Regions from separate parts of the Homo sapiens genome. Here region 2 is linked to region 1. A link is a contact called in ENCODE Hi-C or POLR2A ChIA-PET data. All regions are on one chromosome and are shown on one strand. Each heading gives the region's core, a stretch centred on a gene start or an enhancer-like site at or near the end of the contact. The rest is flanking DNA. Distances are from core to core; before and after follow the strand shown. Region 1 overlaps LOC105369901 (a long non-coding RNA gene). Region 2 overlaps LINC01619 (long intergenic non-protein coding RNA 1619).

Region 1 (4,961 bases), core at 721-3,220:
TAAATAAATAAATAAATAAATAAATAAATAAATAAATAAAATAAAGTGGTAGCTCCTGCAGTTATAACAGCCTAATTGGGCAGCTGACATCACAATAGTATTGCTAAAATGTTGGATTTTACTCGATTTCCATAAGAAAATGGAATCTGACACTCATTGCATGCTAATCATTGCAATTTAGTATGTCCCTTATTTATTTTGGATAAGCATTTCATTCTCAAATAAAGAATTAAGTGAGAAAAATGAGCTAAAATTCGATAGAGACACTGGTTGGCAGCCATTTCTTTTGGCTCCCATAATACAGAATTTTTAAGCCTATAGAAAATGAGAACAGATGTAGATAATGACACAATTTGTTATTTATGAATGCAGGTTTTCTCTGAAGATTTAGGAATTATCATGAGAACTATTCACTGAACCTCAAAAAAATCAATAAATATTAATATCAGAATGCAAATGTTTTTACTATAATTTAAAACATGAAGAATATTTACCCATTTTGCTTTTGAAAACTCCAGGCCAGCCTGAATACTTATTAACTGTGTGTCATCAGATGATTCAGAGAGCTTCTCTGAACTACTTGAAATTCTCAAGCAAGGCAATAAGAACACATCCTCAATAAAGAAAAGCTTGTGCATTGTTCTGTCTAAATTTCCACTGGCTCTCATAGCTTAGCAAAAAAAAGGACTGAATATGTCATCAAGAAACCTGGGCTCTGGCTAAGTGCAGTGTAATTCCTGTAATGTCTGTAATTCCGGCACTTCGGGAGGTTGAGGCGGGCGGATCACTTGATGTCGGGAGTTCAAGACCAGCCTGGCCAACATGGTGAAACCCTGTCTCTACTAAACATACAAATATTACCCAGGTGTGGTAGCAGGCACCTATAATCCCAGTTGCTGGAGAGGCCGGGGTGGGAGAAGTGCTTGAGCCTTGGAGGCAGAGGTTGCAGTGAGCTGAGATTGTGCCGCTGCTCTCCAGCCTGGGTGGCCAAGTGAGACTCTGTCTTAAAGAAAAGAAAAAAAAAAAAAAGGGAGAATCTGTCTTTAAAAAAAAGGAACCTGGGATCAAATATTAGCCTTACCACTTAATAGCCCTTTGTGATTTCAGGTAAGTTCCTTAAACATGAGTTACATTTTCCACATCTATAAAACGACAATAATGATACCTCCTGCAAAGGGTTATTTGAAGATAAAATGAGAACAGAACCTTGTATACAGTTAATTATATCTAATTTAGAAGTGAGAATATTCAACAAAATTATTAATTAACCTTTGGGAATTCTATTTTGACTAATATGAAGCTGATGACACCTATCTGATGGAAATTAAATGACAAGACATATGTACATATTGTCCTCAAGTTACCAGTTACGATAGTTTGTATGGGACCTTCCTTTCACTTAAACACTTAGAGAACATTGTAGGTTTATTAATTGGCCTAATTTCCATATTGTTGTGTCTCAGGTAATAGAGAGGCCCAACACAGTTGTATGGGACCTGACTAGAAGCATATATATATATATATATATATATATATATATGTATATATATGTATATATATGCAAATCTGTTATGACAAATTGGTTCAATCTTTAATATCATGAGTTCAGAGCAATGAATTGGGTCACTAAATTTATTTAATCATTAAAAGTCTATTGCTTTTGTTGTAAGACTACTGTTTGGGACCATTCTAAGAGAAATGCAATAAAGAATTGACTTAATGAAAAATCATCCAGCTAACACACTATGCAAACATCAAAGAGCAGAGAGACTTGTTCCAAAGCTTCTTGGCAATCATTTATTCCTATCCTCTACTGAATCCAAGATGTCCTGTGTGGTGCCTCAGGCAGCTCCAGGCAATAGGGAGAGGGAAAGTTTAGCTCCTGCTCCACTTCTTTACCTTGATTCCACCAGCACTGCCTTTACAACTTTCAAACACTGACCTTTTGTCTAAGATTACATTTGCACAAAGGGTTTGGTTACTTATAAAAATGTTTAACTAGCTGATATTCCAACTTCCTCATTTTAGAAAGGAGGAAATTGAAGGCCAGAGAGGTAGCACAGGTCACTTAAGATTCCTTCAGAATCAGGAGCAGAAAAAAAAAATGTCCAGTCTTTTAATCCAGGTTATTTCCACCACATTGCTTTCTTGATGATAAGATTAATCCCTATCATGTACTAAATGTTGAGCATCTTACTTGGTGTTCCACCTGTATTTACCAATGAATAATTGATAAATACATTCCCTTACTTGGTGTTTTACCTGTGTTTACCAATGAATCCAGCAAAATCTCTAAATATTTGCCTCATTTGAAGATAAAGTTCAAGAATGTTAAGCAACTTACACAAGCCTACATTCAAATCCAATCTAACTGGAAATCCTGTACATGTATTTTCCAAGTTTAGATAAACTTAAATGTTTCTTGTTGGCCATCAAAACAACAGATCATCCTAAGGTGACCCAGGGGGATAAAGAGAGAATGGGTAGTTTATTGCCAAATTTTGGCTCTACTTTTTATGTGTGCTTTATTAAAATTGAAGAACAATGAATATAGTTATAGAAAGACCAAATGAAAACCTTATTTGAGAATTGCTTTCATCTCTTTCTGCCCTAAGATTATCAATAATCACTTCTTATTTTATGTTGATACTATATTTTATTAGAATAAGCATGTGGCTTTTCCAGTCTTTGATGTATCATAGATCATGCGTTTGTACATATTAATTTCTTTCCTTGTTCAAAAGGTTTGCTGCTTATATTGCAAATCAAATTTGTACATGTGCTCACAGGAGGGGAATATTGCAAAGATGTTTTCCACTGGCATTATCATTTTTCAAGTTGCATGTTTAAACCAGTTTTCTTTATCTCTTGTATCCTTTAACTCAGATACATAATGTAGTTTTAGCATAATTGTGATACAACTCTGTTTTTGTCCTGTTTTGTTTTTTTTCAAATGTAAATCTGCATTTCATTTGTACAGAACATCAAGGTAAAAATATGTATGTAGTTCTTAAAAATCTCTATAATATGAAACTATGGCAGATAGATCTAAAAAGAGGCTATAAACAGAAAAGTAATATGTAAATGCAATCAAATTTTAAAAGAGAATGACAATAACATTATACTGAATAGAGTGGGGTAACCAGAAAGAGAACACAAGTATATCTCGTTTTATTCACCTTGCTCTATTGTGCTTCACAGATACTGCATTTTTTACTAATTGAAGCTTTGTGGCAATCCTTCGCCCAACAAGTCAGTTGGCACCGTTTTTCAAACAGCATGTGCTCACTTCATATCTCTGTGTCACATTTTCATAATTCTCAAAATATTTAAACCTTTTCCCTTATTGTCATATCTGTTATGGGTAATCTGTGATTAGTGATATTTGGTGTTGCTATTGTAATTGTTCTGGGGCACTGTAAACCTCACCAATCTGACAGCAAATGCAGTGGGTAAATATTGTATGTGTTCTGATTGCTGCACCATCTGGCTGTTCTCCCATCTCTCTCCCTTGCCTTGGGCCTCCCTATTGCCTGAGACACAACAATACGGAAATTAGGCCAATTAATAAACCTACAATGTCCTCTAAATATTTAAGTGAAAGGAAGAATCACACAGCTTTCACTATAAATCAAAAGCTAGAAATGATTAGCCTTACTGAGAAAAGCATGTGGAAAGCTGCAACAGGCCAAAAGCGAAGTCTCTTGTGCCAAACAATCAAGTTGTAAAGGTAAAGGAAAAGTTCTTGAAGAAAATTCCAAGTGCTATTCCAGTGAACATGCGAATGATAAGAAAGAAAAACAGCTTTATTGCTGATAGGGAGAGTTTTAGTGGTCTGGATACAAGATCAAACCAGTCACACCATTCCCTTAAACTAAAGCCTAATCTAGAGAAAAGCTCTAACTCTCTGCAATTTTATGAAGCCTGAAAGAGATGAGGAAGCTGCAGAAGAAAATTTGTAAGCTAGTAGAGGTTGCTTCGTGAGATTTAAGGAAAGAATCCACCTCCATAACATAAAAGCACAAGGTGAAGTAGTAAGTGCTTGATGGAGAATTTGCAGCAAGTGATCCAGAAGATCTAGCTAAGATCGTTGATGAAGGCGGCTATACCAAACAACAGATTTTCAATGCAGATGAAACAGCCTTATATTAGAAGAAATGCCTTTTAGGACTTTCATAGCTAGAAAGGAAAAGTCAATGCCTGACTTCAAAGCTCCAAAGGACAGGCTTACTCTATTGTTAGGGGTTAACACAGCTAGTAACTTTTTGAGTTGAAACCAGTGCTCATCTACCATTTCAAAAATTCTTGTGTCTGTAAAAATCATGCTAAATTGACTCTCTCTGTGTTCTATAAATAAAACTACAAAGTCTGGATGACAGCACATCTGTTTACAGCATGACTTACTGAAATATTTTAAGCCATCTGTTGAGACCTATTGCTCAGGAAAAAAAAAAAAACTCCTTTCAAAATATTGCTGTTCATTGACAATGCACCTGGTCATCCAAGAGCTCTGATGGAGATGTACATGGAAATTAATGTTATTTTCATGCCTGCTAATACAACATCCATTCTACAATCCATGAGTCAAAGAGTAATTTTGACTTTTAAGTATTATTACTTAAGAAATACATTTCAAGGCCACAAGTGGTGACTCATGCCACCTCTCTTTTGAGGGCAGAGGTGGGAGGATTGCTTGAGGCCAGGAGTTTGAAACCAGCCTGGGCAACATCTATACAAAAAAAATTAAAAAAAAAATTATCCAGGCACAGTGGCACATGCCTATAGTCCCAGCTAATTGGTAGGCTGAAGCAGAAGGATTGCTTGAGCCCAGTAGTTCAAGACTGCAGTGAGCTATAATCATGCCACTGTATTTCAGGCTGGGTGATAGAGGAGAGATCTCATCTCTTGAAAAAGACAAAAAAAAAAGAAATACGTTTCATAAGGTTATCGTTGACATAGAT
Region 2 (4,439 bases), core at 1,082-3,581, 180 kb after region 1:
TTTAAGGATGAAAAACCCATAGCAAATTGGGCAGGGATGTACTATATTACCAACCCCTAAATCATAACTAGTCGAAAGGCAACGGTTTCTTCTGGAGACAATTTGCTTCATGTTTAAAGTAACCACTGCCGCATGTTTAGGAAGCAAAAATAAAAGTTATAAAAGGAGAGGGAAAACAACTTATTTCTAATTTGAGGCCTGGCTCCACAGCCATATTTCTGAATCAAACATTAAGCGTCCCAAAACGGAATTTTCTGCGGTGGCAAAAATGTTCTAGCTCTTGATCAGGGTGTAGATTATATGGGTGTGCAAAATTCCCTGAACTCTTTGCATTTGATTATACAGATTTTTACATCAACTTAAAGAAAATAATTTAAGTGGCCCATACTTTGAAAGTTATTGTCCAGGAGGTACGTATACTCAAAATGTAAACCTAAAATGAAACTATTTTTTAAATCCTATTTAGGCTGGGCGCAGTGGCTCACACTTGTAATCCCAGCACTTTGGGAGGCTGAGAGGCAGGTGGATCACTTGAGGTCAGGAGTTCGAGACCAGCCTGACCAACATGGTGAAACCCGTCTCTACTAAAAATACAAAAACTAACTGGGTATGGTGGCGTGTGTCTGTAATCCCAGCTACTTGGGACATTGAGGCAGGAGAATCACTTGAACTCGGGAGGTGGAAGTTGCAGTGAGACGGGATCGTGCCGCTGCACTCCAGTCTGGGCACTCCAGCCTGGGCAACAGAGTGAGACTCCGTCTCAAAAAAAAAAAAGAAAAGAAAAGAAAAGAAATCCTATTTAAATAAAACTCCTTTGCAAAAATGACAAGTGCTATATTTTAAAGATATAGAAAATATTCAAGATCTGTTTGAATTGTGCTGTTTCATACACCATGAAAGTGACTCTAATCTAGTAGCTCACAATAAAATCCATCTTTTTATGCCAAACTTTTAAAACGTTAAAGGGTCACTAATATCTGTATCGGGAAAAAAAAAATCAATCTAGCCGTTTGGAAAAACCCAGCCTTTGAGTTCCATTTGGGTCCTTTTTGGACCAACTCCCTGACACCTTCATTAGGAAGTAAACACACTGCTGGTTGCCAACGCTTTAAAAAGAGATAATACTGTTAACAAGGCCTATAAAAGCGAGGTGACCATATGTCCTGGCTGATGCTTATAGTCTGTGTTTAATAATTAACAGCACCCTCTTTTACTCTCAAGAATCACGGTTTGGTTGATAAAATTCTCAAATTTTATCAACCAAAATGGTCACTCAAATGGTTATCAATCAAATGGACACGCTACCTGTAAAGCCCCACGATTTGGCCTCACTCCCATTAATTTCTCTCCATTCCAGTTTCACTGGTCTTTGTCCAACCCCTCCTGTTCACCATTACTCTTGAGCCAGGTTTTGTGCATATTCCTCTCTCTCTCTCGCCTGCCTTCTCCACTTAAACCCCTACTCATTCCTCAGATCTCAGCTCAAGTGTCCCTTCCTCTGGGAAACCTTTCTATGGCAGTCCTATCTCTCTATTAGAGCTCTCAGGACACCACTTCACCACTTCCCTTTTCCTCAGCATGTCTCAGATCCAGCCCAACATTTGTTGGATAACCCTCTCTCTGCCACTAGGTTCCAAGCTCATTGAGGGCAAGCACAGTGACTATTTTTGCAACCCTAGTGCTTATCACAGTACTTGGCACATGGAGGGACTCAACAAGTATGTGTTTAATAAATGAATGTAAGAGATATAGGTGATAGACACAAGACAAAACACCACTTGTATATTAATGACCAGAAAATATCTTAAGAAAGTTAAAAAATAACTGAAAGACTTAAAGGGTAGTGGAAAAAAGTGCAAGAATCTGAGAGGGAAAAAGAGCTTGTATCTAGTGATATTACCTAAGAGCTCCATCCTTAATTGTAACAATGACTACCGGCTTGAGAGAGAGAAATATTCCTGACAACACTGGCCACCTAACCCTTGTTTTAATGGGTTCCAAACTCTTATTCTTACATCACAATCTTAAACATTATAGGGGCACACTGACTGACTTATAAGGCTACACACATAGGTTCAAGCATGGCCTGAACCACACACGAGCTTTAAGATGCAAGACTTCTGAAAGGGTCAGAGGCTGATTTTCCCTAGAAGTCTCTTCAGGTTCAACAAAGAATGGGTCCTTTGTTTCCTATAGGATTGCAAAATAAATTAGCACAAAGCTCTGCTGGCTATCTACTTCCCTGATGTAAACCATAATGCTATACAAGCCCAACAGCAAGCTATTCAATGAGGATATCTGCACACAGAAAAAGCAACTTGAGTATAAACTAAAAGAATCCGTGATCACTGACTCATTTATGACTGGCTAGGGGAAATCAGTTACATTATTAGTGATTCAGGCAAACATTGCATCAGGTTACATCACAGGAAGAAACTCAAATTCAAACTGACAATTTATAAAAAGGCTGCTTTTCTTTGCAGTAAAGGAAATACTCACACCACTCTAGATTAAGAAGATTGAGAACCACTGAGTTCTGTTTAAAAATCACTGTTTGAAAATCTCTTGCAAAAGCATGGCCAAATACCAATGGTTTGAAGGACTAAAAACCCTGGGAAAAGTCAACTTCATATAGCAAAGGGTTGTTGTGAGGATTAAAAAACATAATGGAAGCAAACATGCTTTGTACAGGGCTACATTGCTATATATGTTCGGTTGCATTACTCCATCTCTCAACTTAAGGTGTCTTCAATATAGACAAAGGATCTGAAGGACTCTTTTTTTACTGAGAAAATAGCTCTGAAAACCACAATGTTAGGCACACAGCTCAGGAAAGCTCTATAAAATAAGATGCAAGGCCTGTGTTGTCTATTTCCATCCTTCACAATGGAAAAGCAGTTCATTTTCCTTCCTATATTATTGTATTTCAAAAACGCAAGTACATTTCTTGCAGCTATAGGCTAAAGCAATCTTTCAAGAAACTCCTAACAATCATACTATGATCAAATTGTTAAAACACACACACACACACACACACACAAGAAAACAATCAGCTATATTTTGTTGGCCTCCATGATAGAGTATTCAAATTCCAAGAATCCAAACATTCACTAGCTATATGATTTCATGTTTACCTTGACAACAAATGACTTGTCTCCATTATTACACAAGGAATGATGGGCTCAGAGAGGCTAAGCAACTGGTCCAAAGTCACAAGTTGGTACAAGTCAAGATTTCAACTTATTGGTCTGAGTCCCAGACTAGTATTCTTTATGCTAAATTCCAACTGCCTCTCAAAGAAAGGAGCCTAATTGTAGACTGCTATATGCCTCCGGAACATAGTGAAAGAGTTTCAAGGCTGAAAATAACCAAAGATGGCCAACTCACAATGAGAAGTTAAAATACATGTTCCAACAGTGTAAAAGAAGGTAGATAAATCATGCATCACAATGTAACAATAGTTAAGAGTTTGGATTCTGTGATCAGAAAAGCCTGAATTCAAATTGTGAATTAGCTGTTTACGAGCTGTCTGGCTTTAGGGTAAATTACTTAAGCTCTCTAAGCCTCAGTTTTCTATCCATAAAATGAAGATAAAAAATACTGACCCACTTGCCAACCTCATCCAGTTGTTGGAAGGTCAAATTAGAATATATATTGATAACTTGAAGACTCACAAGTACAATTTGTGGGAAATACAACTCCATTTAGTCTACTGACTTGGGACAAAACTGCCATAAATCAAGACAACTACTAGAAAGTGTACTCAAATCTGCTCATAAAGCAATTGTCAAGTCTAATCATTTTATGGCTTATGGTCATTTATGGAATCTTCTCAAATAAAGTCCAATTTGTTAGTCATCTTTTCCTTCAAAAATTTAGGGATGGCTCAGAACAAGAGGGAAAAGATACAGGGCCTTTCTTGCTAAGCCATAACTACTAAAATAATTAAATCACCCATCTACAACTTCGATAATTCAGTTCTCTTACAACCATGCATATCAATGTTACAAAGACCCTAAGATTTAAAAAAAAACTTCTGAGAAACAAAAATGTGAATTTCAACACACAGCAACACATAGTTGAATATATGGGAACATAGATTTCAAATTGGTGTAACACAATTTGGATATCTGTTGGCTGTAAAGGATGACTTAGTTTTATTATTATAAAGACTTATGCAAATAAGTTAAACTTATACAAGGCAATCCTCTTTGTATTGCTACACTAACTTGTCATTTTAAGACTTACCACTTAAAGAACATAATTATGAGTTATTTTGGGGAGAGCAAATATTCATCTACTTTAGTGAAAACCTAAAGAAATAGTCTCTAAATGTTTCTGATCATGCATCCTATCAACAAAATTTTTAGTGTATGTCAAATATATGTATATTTGTTTAGAAAATGTGCCACATGCTTTTGCATGCACACATGAAAATA

What was found. Hi-C counts contacts between places; a loop is a spot of excess contacts on that map. ChIA-PET counts read pairs that join two places held with the same protein, here RNA polymerase II (POLR2A). Pooled maps may share reads with other maps.
Region 2: a loop to region 1 is called in a map of Calu3, with 3 times the contacts of the local background. The contact joins two enhancer-like sites. A Hi-C loop is called at or near these places in 1 of 168 maps with a recorded cell type or tissue (Calu3), 2 of 37 single-sample maps with no recorded cell type and 1 of 50 pooled maps. POLR2A ChIA-PET finds 5 or more read pairs at or near these places in 14 of 52 experiments (AG04450, CD4-positive, alpha-beta memory T cell, CD8-positive, alpha-beta memory T cell and 8 more).

The regions. Positions count from the first base shown.
Region 1 is chr12:91,951,166-91,956,126 of GRCh38, forward strand. The region is part of intron 3 of LOC105369901 (a long non-coding RNA gene); the gene reads right to left. Among named protein-coding and RNA genes, the nearest start is that of LINC02404, 78 kb to the left of the region's middle. Within about 2 kb of position 1,971, at least 5 of the 41 ENCODE cell types and tissues checked have a DNase peak (open chromatin) inside an H3K27ac peak, as active enhancers do.
Region 2 is chr12:92,135,065-92,139,503 of GRCh38, forward strand. All of the region lies in intron 1 of LINC01619 (long intergenic non-protein coding RNA 1619), which reads right to left. Among named protein-coding and RNA genes, the nearest start is that of LINC01619, 5.5 kb to the right of the region's middle. RefSeq lists an enhancer at 1-7. Within about 2 kb of position 2,332, at least 12 of the 41 ENCODE cell types and tissues checked have a DNase peak (open chromatin) inside an H3K27ac peak, as active enhancers do.